Regions from separate parts of the Homo sapiens genome. Here region 1 is linked to region 2. A link is a contact called in ENCODE Hi-C data. All regions are on one chromosome and are shown on one strand. Each heading gives the region's core, a stretch centred on a gene start or an enhancer-like site at or near the end of the contact. The rest is flanking DNA. Distances are from core to core; before and after follow the strand shown.

What was found. Hi-C counts contacts between places; a loop is a spot of excess contacts on that map. Pooled maps may share reads with other maps.
Region 1: a loop to region 2 is called in a map of CD8-positive, alpha-beta T cell, with 13 times the contacts of the local background. The contact joins the promoter of MTFP1 here to the promoter of TTC28-AS1 in region 2. A Hi-C loop is called at or near these places in 1 of 168 maps with a recorded cell type or tissue (CD8-positive, alpha-beta T cell), 1 of 37 single-sample maps with no recorded cell type and 5 of 50 pooled maps.

The regions. Positions count from the first base shown.
Region 1 is chr22:30,420,675-30,427,362 of GRCh38, reverse strand. MTFP1 (mitochondrial fission process 1) reads right to left here and starts at 1,595. Exons shown (of 4, transcript NM_016498.5): 1 at 1,417-1,595; 2 at 519-646; 3 at 1-192. The coding sequence starts at 1,483. It overlaps SEC14L2 (SEC14 like lipid binding 2), which reads right to left. Exons shown (of 12, transcript NM_012429.5): 12 at 2,060-5,086. The coding sequence ends at 4,956. It also overlaps the pseudogene RNU6-564P. RefSeq lists enhancers at 216-776, 777-1,335, 4,931-5,510 and silencers at 2,953-3,062, 6,509-6,688.
Region 2 is chr22:27,913,375-27,920,625 of GRCh38, reverse strand. TTC28-AS1 (TTC28 antisense RNA 1) reads right to left here and starts at 1,250. Exons shown (of 5, transcript NR_026963.1): 1 at 1,081-1,250. PITPNB (phosphatidylinositol transfer protein beta) reads left to right here and starts at 1,370. Exons shown (of 12, transcript NM_012399.5): 1 at 1,370-1,454; 2 at 6,279-6,309. The coding sequence starts at 1,435. It overlaps MIR3199-1 (microRNA 3199-1), which reads left to right and starts at 14; the gene lies at 14-101. MIR3199-2 (microRNA 3199-2) reads right to left here and starts at 100; the gene lies at 15-100. RefSeq lists enhancers at 850-1,029, 200-1,184, 1,185-2,170 and silencers at 1,340-1,409, 1,600-1,919.

The sequences.
Region 1 (6,688 bases), core at 346-2,845, 2.5 Mb before region 2:
AAGCGCGGTGGTGGTCCACTTGCGGACAGCCAGGGGCCAGCGGGTGGCAGTGCCCAGGACATAGAGAGAGGCAGCACACACGCGGTTGATGGTGAAGCCCGGAATGGCCACAGAGGCTAGAGCCTGCCATACAAAGGTGTCCACCACAGCCACAGTCACCCTGGCGCTGCGGCCTGCTTCAGGGCTGGGCACCTGGTGGGCGCAGAGACACTTAATCCAGCTGGGGCAGAGGCAGAAAATCCTGCGACAAGGGGCACGAGGCTAGACCGGGAGGGGCAAGTGGCCAGTGGACTTGTCCGCACCCAGGAGTGGGGTACAGTCTGCCACATCCAGTTCGGGGAGTGGGAGTGTGGGGGCAGGGGTACACTGTCCTACAAACAGGACTGTCTATGGACTGCACTAGGCAAGGTTGTAGGGACTGGAGTGTCCCACAGGGACTTTATCACATGCAAGGCTGTGGACTGAACCACACAAGAAGAGAGCTAGGGTTGGGGGTTGGAAAATAGGCTAACACTCACCTCTCCAGCCTTCTTGCCTTTGTCAATGGCATCCGCCAGCACGTAGGAGCTGGCCACGCCATAGCTCAGCCACACCACCGCCGCTGGCACAAGAGAGCGGAAAGCCTCGCCCACCTCATTGGCATAGCCTGGGGGAGGGAACATTTAATTCCTAGGCTCGCAACTGTTCCACGAGGGGGCGTTGGAGCAGGCTGGTTCTCATCCTAGCCAGCTAAGCAGTCCCTGGGTGACCTTAGGCAAGTGACTTGACCTCTCTGAGCCTCCCTTTCCGAGATGTAAACTGGTGCCATGATGCCCACCTCGGACTCGGGCCACTGAGGGCGGACTGAGCACTGAGTCACTGTTACCATTGCTTATTGGTTAGATTTCCTGGTCTTGGTCCCAGGAGTAACTGCACTAATGAGGTGACAGGCACCCAGAGGGGCAGAGTGATCGAGGGCAGCGCCACTGACCAGACGCTCGCCAAGTGCCAGGGCTTTCTGCGCTTTATCCCATTCCACCCTCGCAACCACCACCCAATGAGAGAGGCCCTCGTGTGTATCTCGTTTGTTTTTTGTTTTGTTTTTGTTTTTTTGCCGAGGAGGAAACTGAGGTTCAGACAGAGCCAGTGCGTGTCAGGACCGAAATGGGAGTGGAGATCCCGACTCCACAGCCAGCCAGAGCGCATGCCAGAGCGGGCAGCCCGCTCACCCCATGGGAGCTTCCGCCCTGGGCGACCCACCAGGGTAGTGTGACCTTGGGCAAGTCCCTAGCCCTGTCTGAGCCCAGTCTCCGGCCCAAAAGCAGAATGAGAACTAAGATCATCCCGCCTCCTCCAGGCCCCGGGCGGGCGTCCGGCGACCCCTGCTTCTCCAGCCCAGTGGTGGTGGGGTCGCCGCGCCCGTCGCCCCGCGCTCACCCAGGTATCGCACCCACGTGTCCCGGTAGAGATCGCGCTCTGCGCCCCGCGGCTGCGGCTCTGACATGACTCTCCCGCCACGGCCCCGGCCACTACAGCCGGTACTGGCTCCACTGCAGTCTCCGCCGCCGGCACTTGGGTCTGCCCGGCCGGGACCCGCCGAAAGTCCCGCGCCGAAGGACAGGTCAGGAAATCTCCGCCAGCAGGGAGCGTCTGCAAATTCCCCCCGCGCACCGAAGCCCCTCTCCCAGGCTCGGGTTTTACAGACTGGTTTTCGTCACGTTTTCTCTGAGCTGTTGGCGCTAATCGCTCCCAGGACTGAGTGTAGGTTTTGGAGCCAAAGAGACAGGGGATCAAGTTGGGGGATGCTACACTGCAAAGCTTGTGACCTCGGGCTTATCCAGCATCTCTTTATTCATTTGTAAAAACGAGGGAGGGACACAGGCTGGGCCCGTTGGCTCACGCCTGTGATCCCAGCACTTTGGGAGGCCGGAGGCGGGAAGATCTCTTGAGCCCAAGGGTTCGAGAACAGCCTGGACAACATAGCGAGACCTCGTCTCTACTAAAAAAAAAAAAAAAAAATTAATGTAATAAATAAAATGGGGAACACAATAGTGTCCACTCCCTAGGATGGTTCCGAGGATTAATTATAACAGTCACCATTTATTGAGTTTATTGCCAGTCTACATGTTCGCTAAAGGACTCTCCATGTCTTACACCTGAAACCCTCCCACCAGCCTGGGAGCCCGTTTTACAGGTGAGAAAATGGAGGCACAGAGAAGGTGGGTCATTTTCCCAGAACACACAGCTGCTAAGTGGTGAAGTTGTGATTTGAATCCAAACAGTGTGGATCCAGATCCCGTGCTCTTAATGCGAGCTCTAAATGAGGCTAGAGGAGTGAACGGTGAGCCCCTGGGAGGTAGGTGCCTGGACTCTGGAGTCCCTTCTCAGCAGTCGCCATGTATAACTAGGAAGCACTCGCATTTAACTGGATCAGTATGTCCCCAGACTGAGCTTCTTGGGGACAGGATGTTGGATGAATTAATTAACGAATGAATGAATCGGGCAAGGGAGACAGAGTTGGGGTTAGTGATTACAACAGGAGGAAGCCTTCCCCCGCTGGACCTCAGTTCACCCAGGTGAGCAATGTGTGCACTTCACTAAGTCTCTGTGACTCCTTGGCGGGTATAATTGAGCGGCGTTGGAGACAATCCTGGGTTCAAATCCTAGCTGTGCCGCCTACTGGCTGTTAGCCTCCCTGAGCCCCAGTTCCCACGTCTGCAAAAAAAATGAGAGTAGCCAACATTGACGAGCACTTACTTATACCAAGCTCTTAAGCGCTTTGCACGGCTTATTTCCTTTAATCTTTGCAACAACCCAAAGTGTAATAGTAAGCACAGGGTTTTTGCGTGATACCCGGTAGGCCTTATTAAGAATTAGCTCTTATTTTCATCAAAGGTAGAGAAAATGAGTAACTATTGAGGCCCCCGCTGGCTCCCTACGGAGGCCCCCGCTTTCAGCCCTAGGCGCCTCTGTCTTGTAGGGCTGTATAGGACAGTCCGGTCAGCAGTTACCTCAAGCTGAGCTGGGCTTGTAGGTTGGGGAGGGTGGTGGGTGGGAGAAAAGTTGATGGGGAACGCAGCGGTTCCCACCCCCTGAAACACCGGCAATGCTGGCGTGGAATTATTAGACAGTCCCTAAAACCACGTGATCGCTGCTCCTCCGCCTCCCTCTCATTCTGGGCCCAGTGCTAGCTCCGCAGGCGCTCGCCCGGACTCACACTTGGCTCGCACGGGCTACGCGGCACGTACTGAGCAGCTGGCGGGGCAGGGTCTCCGCCGTCACTGTGAAGGCCGTGGGGAGCATCCTTAGTGCCCTGATCAAAGATGGCGGAAGACAACCCACCAGCTGGACCAATCAGAAGGCAAGCTGGGCGTGGCCCCTTGGGAAAGCTCACGCTAGAGAGCCGAGGAGGATTTCTGCGCATGCGCCCTATCTATTGGCGTGAAACGGCTGCTGGGTCCGGGTCCCTGACGCCGTCTGAGTTTGGGCCTCTTGAGTGAGAGGCAGCGAGGAGCCTAGCGGTGGGCATTGAATTTCACTCCCTGCGCACTGAACGTTGCTTTATTCATTGGTTAATTTTCCTAACAGCGTTGTAAACCCAGGCCGGGATGTCCTGAGCGTTCTGGCAGAGGCCCGTGCAGCCTCGGCCCCTTCCGGTCCGCGCTAGCCTGGCCTTTGCCCTGAGCTCCCTCAGCTTCGCAAGATGAGCTTCCCAGACGGGGCCGGGGCCTGGCTCTGAGGGAAAGGCGTTCCCGCCAGGTCTGGGGCCGCCTTCCCATGTTCTCTAAAGCCCAGCACCTGTGGTTCGTTGGCGGGGCTCGTGGGATTGGGGTAAGGGCTGTGGTTTCGAGGCCGTCTGTGGCCGCCCCCAGCCCCTAGTCTGCGAGACGCCGGCCCCGCCTTTGGGCGGCCTCCTGCCTGGGGGGCCTCCAGGCCTGGCTACGCCGACCGGCACCTGAACTCCCTGCACGCGTTGCATGCCTCCCACAGAGATGGGACTGCTTAGTAAGACCTTGCTCAGGTCAGTCAGGAAGCGGGTTGGCGGGCACCGCGGGACACTCAGACTGGCAAACACCCTCTCCGAGTGCTGCTCTCTTGATCCCACTTAGCATTTTTGTCTCGGGGTTGCTCACATGGAGGACTGCTTGGTGAGAGGCCGGTAGCACTGAAAAGGGCACTGGACGATCTGCTTTTAGCATTCACTCCCACCCCCAACCTCCCTGGCCCTCCCTGCAGCTGCGATCCCTGTGGGTCATTTCCCTGGCGCTTTGTTTGCATGGAGAACAGCGGGTGGGTACCCGAAGTCCCAGGAAGCTCTGAGTCACTGACAATCATTAGTAATCAAAGAGGCAGGCCGTGTGGCCCAGGAGTTGCCAAAGTCTCAAAGTGAGGGAGAGGCCAGCCTGTCTACCGAGTGGGAAGATGTGTGCTGACTCAGGCCACCTCCTGAGACCTGGGAAAAGCCAAAAGCTACCCCAGCCTCAGTGCTAAAATGTTTGGAAGAGTTTCTGATCCCCACCGTAACTCTAGCAACCAGCTACCCTGCTACTCCTCATTGCGATCTAAACTTATGTGTTCATTTAGGAGCAAGTTTCTCCCCGGCAGCTGACTTCCCTGAAGTGTTAAGTCCCAATCTTTCACCCTTTTCTAATTTTTTTCCCTGCTGCCACCCTGTGGTACATGCCCCCCGCCACCCCCAGCTTCGCTGTCCCTGGACAGGTGAAGTTGGCACAGTTTACAGGACAGACAGATCCTATCACGATGGCCAGCCAGCTCCTGGGGACTCCTTAGGTATTTGATAGACACGGAGACCCACTGCAGTCGCTCTTCCTCTGCCTAACTGAAATGAAAGCTCCTGAGGTCTGTCCTCCAGCCCAGTTTCTTTGGGCTTCAGGGTTGTGCGAAAATGACTGCTACAAGGGGTAGAAATTGACAGGGAGACACTGAGGGGGCCAGGCCTGCTATAGGAGAAGGTGTTATTTCGGGGTGCCTGCCCCCAGCTGTTTCATCTTCTCTTCTGAGGCTTTGTCTGGAAGCAGGACCTCCACAGTGAAATTGACCTTCTTGGCATGAATGAAGCTGTAGGTGTTGTCAAACCGCAGGACATCTGAGGGAAGGCAGAAACCAGACAGACATTCAGGCAGTTCTGGCAAAGGGCTTGGGGACAGTGATTTTTGTTGATGTTTAGTGACTGAGCAAGGCAGTGTGGCAGGTCATGGGGATGAAGGTAGCCTAGGTAATGATCCTTGACCTTCTGAAACTTAATCTAGCGGGGTTGACAAGACATTCATGGAGAGAAAAAAATAGGCAGAACATGCCAAGTGCCAGATGAGTGACAGAGACCATCTCGTCTGTACCAGCTTGGAAGAAGAGGGCCTGGTAGACTGAAATCATGTGAAACGCTTTTTAAAGGAGTTAGAGCTTGAACTGGACTTTGAAAGGAGGGAGGAGAATTAGCAGCAGCAGTAGCAGTTGTAATAACAATAATAGCTGTGTGTCGCAGCACTGGGTTGGTAATCTATATGTTATCTCACTCTTTCCCCCAACTCTACGAGTTCAGCAGTAGTCCTGTTTTATAGCTGATAAAAAGGAGGTGGTGTGACTCTGGTGACACACAGTGAGGAAATGACAGAGCTGGAGTTTCCGTCTGTTCCACATTGCTGCATTTGTTCTGCCTGACTTGGACCCTGGAAAACCTGGCCCTCTTCAATTTCTGACAAAAGGTAAAATGTGCAAACTTTGTGAACCAGGAATTTATCCTGCAAAAAGGTAAATGGACAGAGATGCTCGTTGCATCCCTATTTGTAATAATAAGAGATTGGGAAAACTCAAATGTTCATCAAAGGAGAATTGCTTCAACAATTTTATGTTGTAATCCATGTGATAGAATACTGATATATTTTTTAAAAAAGAGGTTAGCTCCACAGAAGTGACAGGAAACTGTCCACAATGTGTCCTGAGGCCAAAACAAGTTGCAGAACAGTATGTAAACAGTTTGTAACTTTTTTGTAACTACATAGGTAAAAATACTTTTGGCTTTACTTCTTTGTCTGCTTAGACTCCCAGATTCTCTGATGATACCACTCTGGTGCTTGTCCTAATGGGAAAGTTTCCTGAAATCCTGCGATGAGTTTGACAGTTTCAAAATTCCTTCAAACATACAGTGAATGACAGACAATTCCTGTGAATATGTGTGTGTGTGTGTGTGTGTGTGTGTGTTTGTGTATGTCCTGTTTTCTATTTATTTATTTAAGATAACCTGATTGTCATCCTCGCGCAGGGGCCATGCTAATCTCTGTATTGTTTCAATTTTAGTGTATGTGCTGACAAAGCGAGCACTGTATGCCCTGTTTATTATGGAAACATGTAATGCTTCTAGATGGAAGATATTTGATAGGATAATAGACATTAGCAGTGGTTTCCTCTGGAAAGAGAAAATGGGCATGCACTTGGCAGAGAAAGCTTCCACACTTTGGCAGAGGAACAGGCTGCTTTTAATCTAACCCTGTTTCTTTGAGAAGTTGTTCCATTTCAGCCAAACACCGCTTCAGGAGAACTGAATGTGAAAACAAAAACACTAGTTCTGCCCCATCCCTATCCCGGTCTTCTCTCACTGTTCTCAGCAAGAAAAAAAATATCCTGTATTTAATCCTAAGACTTAACCTTTTCCTGACCCTGGACAAAATGCATAGTTTAGACAAAGGGTAGA
Region 2 (7,251 bases), core at 1-2,500:
ATAAGAGAAACTCGGTGACTCCAGGGACTGCCTTAGGAGAAAGTTTCTGGAAGTTCTGACATTCCAGAAACTTTCTCCTAAGGCAGTCCCTGGGAGTCACTGAGTCAGTCCATTTCCGTTATTTTTTTGGAGGCAGCCCTAACTCCACAGATGTATTCCACTATCAGATACACCAGATGTTTATACAAAAATGTTTTCGTGATATTTTAATCGTCTTAATAGCCTTTCAACAGGTTCTCATGGTTCTTAGAAGACAAATTCTTTACTATGGCCTAGTAATCCAGTTGGTCCCAGCTCATTTCCCACCCTCACTTAGGATGTTCTGGCCACATCTGCCCTCTAGCTGATCCTTGAACACCCTAGGCTTACTCCATCCTCGGGTCATATTTCCCTCCAACTGGAATGCCCCTCTCACATCCTAACAGGCTAGGCTCAAACACCGCCTCCTAAGACAGCCCTTGTCTTGAGTCCTCTGCTTCTCCCAGTACTCCACTGTATTCATAGCATAGCACTTCCCCACCACCCCAAATTCTCCCTGCTTTCTTTCCAAGTGAGTTGTCTCCTCTAGACTGTGAGCTTCTTGAGAACAGGGACTGTGTCTGCTTCTAGATGCATCCCCACTGCCTAGAACCGTGTCTGACACAGAGCAAGCCAGCGACCTCCGGGCTGCGGCTTTGAGGCCCACGGCGCTTTCGGTGTAACTGCGCGAACCAACTCCTGAACAGCCCGCTTTCCTGGGTCTCGAGGCCAAGGGCCTCTTTTCTCCCAGAGGGCCTCCGTCGGGAGTGCTGGCCGCTCATCCTGCCGAGTCACAGGTGAGGTTTAGGATTCTCCGCCGCGGTGGACCTCCACGAGACCGCGAAGCAGGTGAACGTCCTCCCGCGGAACCTGAGCTGCCAAGGGCTGGGGAGGGGAACAGAAGCTGGCGTCGGCTGCCTCCAGAACCTGTCAGGAGTCTTTTATGTGGACTATGGAGGTGAGGTGTCGGTCAAGGAGGTGGGCCCTGACTCGGAGCAGTGAGAGAGAGCAGAAAACCAGTCACCGCAAAACGGCTTCCAAAGAACCAACTGGAAAACTCACCGGAAAGCGTAGGCTGCCCAGACGCCCCGAGGGACCAAAGCTGAAGGGAGGAGCCCTCGTAAGCAGACAAGAGTGCGCGCGTCGAGCTTGCGCAGCCGCAGTAGAAGCCGCACGCTCTTCGGCAGGCTGCGCAACCGCAGTGGAGGCCTCGTGTGCCCGGGGTGGGGCACGAAACTGGGCGGAGCTAGGCCCCCTCGCGCGCTGACGCGACTGGTCGCGGCGGAAGGGTGTAAGCACGCAGGCGCGATGGTGGCTCGGGGGGGCAGGGAGGCGGGGCCGCGCAGGCGCTGTGAGAGGCGGTAGCGGCGGCGGCGGCGGTGGTATCGGCGGCAGCTGTGAGGGGGTTCCGGGAAGATGGTGCTGATCAAGGAATTGTGAGTGGGTCTGTGGGCGCGAGCGAGGCCGTGGGACGGCAGTGATGGGAGATTTGTTGATGGAGAAGTGGTAGGATATTCCTAAATCGGAGTCAGCCCTGTGTCAGCCCCTCCCTGCGGGCGCCCCCTCCCTCCCCCGGCCCCTTCGAAGCCCCTCAGCGAGTGCGCCCCTCGGCCCTCCAGGCATTGCCGTGGTAACACGCCCTCTCCCTTCCCCGGGGCGAAGGCGGCTGGGTCCCGGCCCGAGCGCATGGCTCGGGAAGGCGCGGCCGGGAGTTTCCGCTGGGACCCGCCTTCTCCCCAACCCCCCACCCCCAGGCTGGGTCTGGGCCCACCCCCAGGCCCGCCGGTGGGAAGGAGCCGCAGTCCGAGGGTGGGAGAGACACGTTGGTTCTGACTGTGATTTGTCGTCCGGGGTGGAGTCCCCTGGTAACCAGCGGGAGATGGGCTTGCCGGTTGAAGGCAGCCCTCGTGTCAGGACTCGCGGTGGGACGCTGGCGCCTTGAAGTTCGTGGTGGAGCCGGGATTCCGGAAAGCCTCCGCTCTCCTGGGCAGCTCCGCTGACTTGACGGGAGAGCCTTTTCTCTTTTTGGTTTCCGCATGTTTTAAGATGAGGTGACATCCCGGGCCCCACCTACTTTCTTAGAAGTTAACACGTGCTCTGTCAAATGGAGGGATTTCGAGGTGCATCCGACTGGCCAAGTGATTTTGTTGAAAAGTCACGGCTTTTCCTACTGGCAAGGACTGTAAACATTACGGAAATCTGCTTGCCTCTGAATGTTCGTCTGTCACAGCTGGTTCGTGTCGTCAGCATCCTTTGGGCAGCTAGGGAGGTCGAGTATGGCCCATTCGTTGGTTTTCAAATTCTTCATTTTAAATTCTTAGAAATATTTTTGGCTTAATTTAGCTTTTTTCAGACACCTTATTTTTAGTGTTCTTAAACCTCCTTTAAAAAGTCACTGATGCACTTCTCTGAGACTTAATACCTCCCAAAGACTCCCTGTCTCACCCAGAATAAAAGTCAAAGCCTCTGCAACAGCTACAAGGCTTTACACTTTTTTTTCCTGCCCTGATCTCATTTACTACCTTTTCCTTGCCCATTCCATCTTCGCAAGCTTCCTTGCTGTTCCTCTGCTACTCTAGAATAAGTTCAGTTCAAGACCTTTCCACCTGCTTTTGTTCCCTTTGCTTGAAGTGTTCTTCCCTTGGCACACTAACTCACCTTCTTCCAGGTCTTTGCTCAGACGTCACCTTCTCAGGGAATCCCTTTCTGAAGACCTAATTGTAGTTCCCACTATTTGGGGTGGTATTTGTCTTCCCTGCTTTATCGGTCTCCATAGTACTTATCACCATCCAACATGCCAATACAATTTATTATTATTATTTTTCTCCTACTAGTTGTGTTCTCTTTTTACATGTAAGGGCCATGAGTTTGTTTTGCTCACTCTCATATCCCCAGTTTTTAGAATAGTCCCTCGCATGTAATAGGTGCTCAGTAAATATTTGTTAATGAATTGATGAAAAATGATAACTTTGGTCAGTGACAGGGATTTTGAGAAGAGACATTTTGCCTTTTTTTGGTAGAGTGAAAATTCTCAATTAAAGCTTATTTATAGTACTGAATATTGGGTTTATATAAAACTTTTCTTCCAAGTCGTTTATACAGTGTATCAAACAAGTGTTCATTACTCTGACTTCTAGATGATGTGGGTAGATGGGTGGCAGACACTAAAACAAATGGAGAAAATAAGAAGGAAATTGACTTGGACCAAGTTACACAGCAAGTGAGTTGCAGAACTGATTTTAAATAGATCCAGTCATTTTTCTTTCATTGGAGTATTTCCTCCCTCCAAAAGTGTTACAGACACACAGTATTCAGTAGATCCCTTTGACAGTATGTGAGTAGTATGAAGCTAACTCTTGGAAAGCAGTTCCTATTGGGAATTTGCGCACTGTGCTTTTTGCAAACATTTGCTTTCATTATGAAGATTTAAATGTACCCAGATAATGAATGTTGACACGTGCCCAAAGTCTAATTATTTTTCCCAAAGAGTTATAAATTAAGTTTCTTGATGTTAACTCTTCATGTGTATCTCCCCTAGATTTTTTTTCCTCCTAGACTTTTTGAAGGTAGAAGCTGTTTCTTAAGTAATGTCGGTATCTAGCACAGCATCTAGGCCTAACATGCTCTAAAGAATTCAGTGTTGTTCAATGAAAAATTGATACTTCTTACTCTCAAGTCAACTTTCTAAAATTCTTGTTGGTTAGGAGCAATGAATAGCTTATTCCTATGTGAAGATATTGGTAACTAAAATACTTTGGCAAATGTTTGTTGTCTTATAAAATTCTTTTTTATTTTTATGTTTTTTTTTTGAGGCGGAGTCTCTGTTGCCCAGGCTGGAGTGCAGTGGCATGATCTCTGCTCACTGCAACCTCCGCCTCCCAGGTTCAAGCGATTTTCCTGCCTCAGCCTCCCAAGTAGCTGGGACTACAGGCGCACGCCACCATGACCGGCTAAATTTTTTGTATTTTTAGTAGAGACAGGGTTTCACCCTGCTGGCCAGGCTGGTCTGGAACTCATGACCTCAGGTGATCCGCCCACTAAGTGCTGGGATTACAGGTGTGAGTCACCGCACCTGGCCCTCTATTTATTTTTTTATAAGAATTAAAATGTTAGAAATGACTTTCGAGGTGGGCTGTTTCCCTTCAAGTTATTATTTAAGCAGTAGATGAAGTTACCATTAATGTAAAGTCCTGGTTTTAAAGAACTAGTTACTGATTCCATTTGGAAATTATTTTTATGAGGATTTTCAGACATTTGAACATTTTCAACTGGCACTGAAAGTTGAATACTGCTTTTAGAATAACAACAGAAAATCAAAGCCTGTATGTTCCTTTTCCCTTTTACTTGTTAAGCAAATCTTGAAGAAGTTACTTGACTCATTGTTCTGAATGTCTTAATCAGTCACTTTAATTTTTTGAAAGAATTTCCTTGAAAGTGTTCTTAAATAAAAATAGGGATCTTCCTGTTAGTGAGTGTAAAATTACTCAGCAGTGATTCTTTGGTTTTGTGAAACTTAAGGGAAGACTAACTCTTCTTTCTCTATCCCTTCCTTCCATTCCCTCTGCAGTCCATCATCTTGGTTCAGGCCTTTGTGACAGTTCTTGCCTAGCCTCCCAAAAGATAGCTTTCCCCACTTCTCCTGCTTGTCAGTGTTTTCAACCACCTGCAGATGACTTCTTCAGGTCAGCAGTAGTTGTCACTTACCTCTTGGACCAACCTTTTGGGATTCCTTATTGCCTGATGAATTTAATGGATTTCTTACCATAGTATTCCAGGTCCTGATAATCTGCTCCCAACCTATAGCTTTCTAGTCTTCCTCTCCCTCATTTTATGCTCTGGGACAGTGAGCAAGTTAGTGTATACTGAGAAGAGAAATGATTCGGAATTTTTAGGTATAGAAGGACTTACAAAAAGTTTATTCTTGATGGAGAGTAGAAATTAGTGACCATTGTGGATTTGAGAGTGTTCATTGTTTTTGAATCACCGTTACCAGAAAGACAAAGAGTGGCGAGTAACTCAGTAGTCAAAGGGGAGGGAGTAACAGACTTGTGCATGTTGGAGATTGAGGTAATGTGAACATTCAGACATAGATGTTTGAGGAGAGTAGGGAGAAAGGAGTAGATGGAAAGTGTAGCTGGAATGCAAACTAGATATAATCTGGGTTTTATTACTCTCTTCATACTTACGAATAAGAAAGACTATTAAAAAAGAATGCCTAGGCCAAAAAGATTGTCACTAATACAAACAATAAGCTAAATGACTCTTACTGCAAGAAAAAAAGAAAAAGAAATTATAAGCTGAAAAGAAATTGGAATGAGGAAAACTATTGAAAATTTTCCATAAAATGACAGATAAGATTAGGAAAGTATGAGAAGGATCGTATACCCCCATCCCACAAAAAAGGAAGTTGCTGTCTTGGAACCAACTATAATTATGAGACCATTGATATACAGGGATGTTCTTGGTTTTCAGGATTTATGGTGGAAATAAATTAAGGACTCTCCTTATAAAATCTAGAGATAAGATGCAATATTTTGATAAAACAATATACCATGATACTGTTTTGGATTTTATCTTTTAAGACTGCTTGCAATGGAGCTATAATGACATCTTTTTGGTATATACAATAAGAAACTCTTGGACAGGATGAAACACATGTCAACCTTATATTGTATATATGCTGGAAGGGATTATTATAAGGTTCAAGTAGTTTCCATAGTAAAATTTTTCTTACTAATTCTACACGACTCCTTATTTTTCTCTTAGTAAACTTGAGGAATAATTGAATAGTGGGGGAACAGTTTCTGGAAGCGTTTATTCAATGAGATTCAAGACACGTATTCTGTAAGAAGCATCATAAAAACAAAATGCACAGTATATAGGTGGAGAATGAAACCATACTAAAAATTTAGTCAGGGCAACCTGACCAGACAATCTGCAAATAATACGTTCTGTACCCTGCAATTTTCAATGTTGAGTTTTCTCTTTTTTCTTTACTCACAAGAATCTCTGCAGCTGCTGTTTGGGGTCCTGGGAACACTAAATGCAAATGATCATTGAGACCCAGGAATGATAGTTTTAGTTCCCCAATTATGGTGTAGGCATTGCAAAGACCCTCTTCCATAAATGACACCCTTGTATTTTTTTGATTTAAGAGACCTGTCTCTGTTATCATTGGATTTAAGGTAAAACCTCTTCAGAGATCTGTGTTTAAAGCTATTTCATATGTAATATATATATTTTTTCTTTTGTCTTTTTAGCCGTGTGGTTTTGCCATGTTCTGTTCAGGAGGTGAGTTTTTCTTGCTTCTGCATCATTTTATTGGTATATGTACTGTACTTTGATATGTTACTCTAAACTCACATTTTCGTAGTATTGATTTACCTTTTCATTCCACCTTATGTGACAAAATTAATTATATGAATGATAATTGCAAAGAATTGCAAAATGAATTAAATGAATGATAATGAATTTCTTGCTACACTGCCTTGTTTTGGAAGAGTCTAAAGAATGTAGTTTAACCTCCTGTCTAGTGCAGGAATTCTTTCTCCAACATCCCAGAGAAATGAGGCTCCAGCCTCAACTTAAGTACTTTAAGGTTAAGTAGCTTGCTGCTTAGAGAAGCAGCCTACTTTACTGTTGGACATTTTAAACATTTGTGTTTGAACCAAAATCTGCTTTTCCTATAATGCTTGACTCTTGTTTACAGTTTATCCCATTTGAGCAATGGGAAATAAGCCTGTTCTGTCTTGTAGTGGTTAATCCTTCAGGTTTTCTGATGGCAGCTCTCCCCTCCAGCCAACCCCATCCCCCACAAGCACTTTTATTTCATCTTAGAAAGTCTCAAGGTTAAACATTCCCAGCACATTCACTTGGCTTAATACAGCATGATATGTGGACTTGCTACCAGCTGGTCCTGTTACTATATGTGTTGTAATTGTTGATCTGAACTGAAAACAGTATTCCAGACATGGTATGAACAGCACACAACTGTAAGAGCTTATTGTTTTCCTCAGTCTGGACATGATACAGAAATATATCACCTATTCAGAACTTGCATGTCCTGCAGTTATAGCCATGTGTATTGTAGACAAGAATGAAGATAAGAGCAGAAACAGCTTCTGAGAAATCAAGATATATATAGCAAAACCCATAAAACCCTCTAGGCTCTTCTGTAACTTGCACACAGTTCCCATTTGCTCAGTTATCTGGTTTTCCTAGAGCTGACAGTAG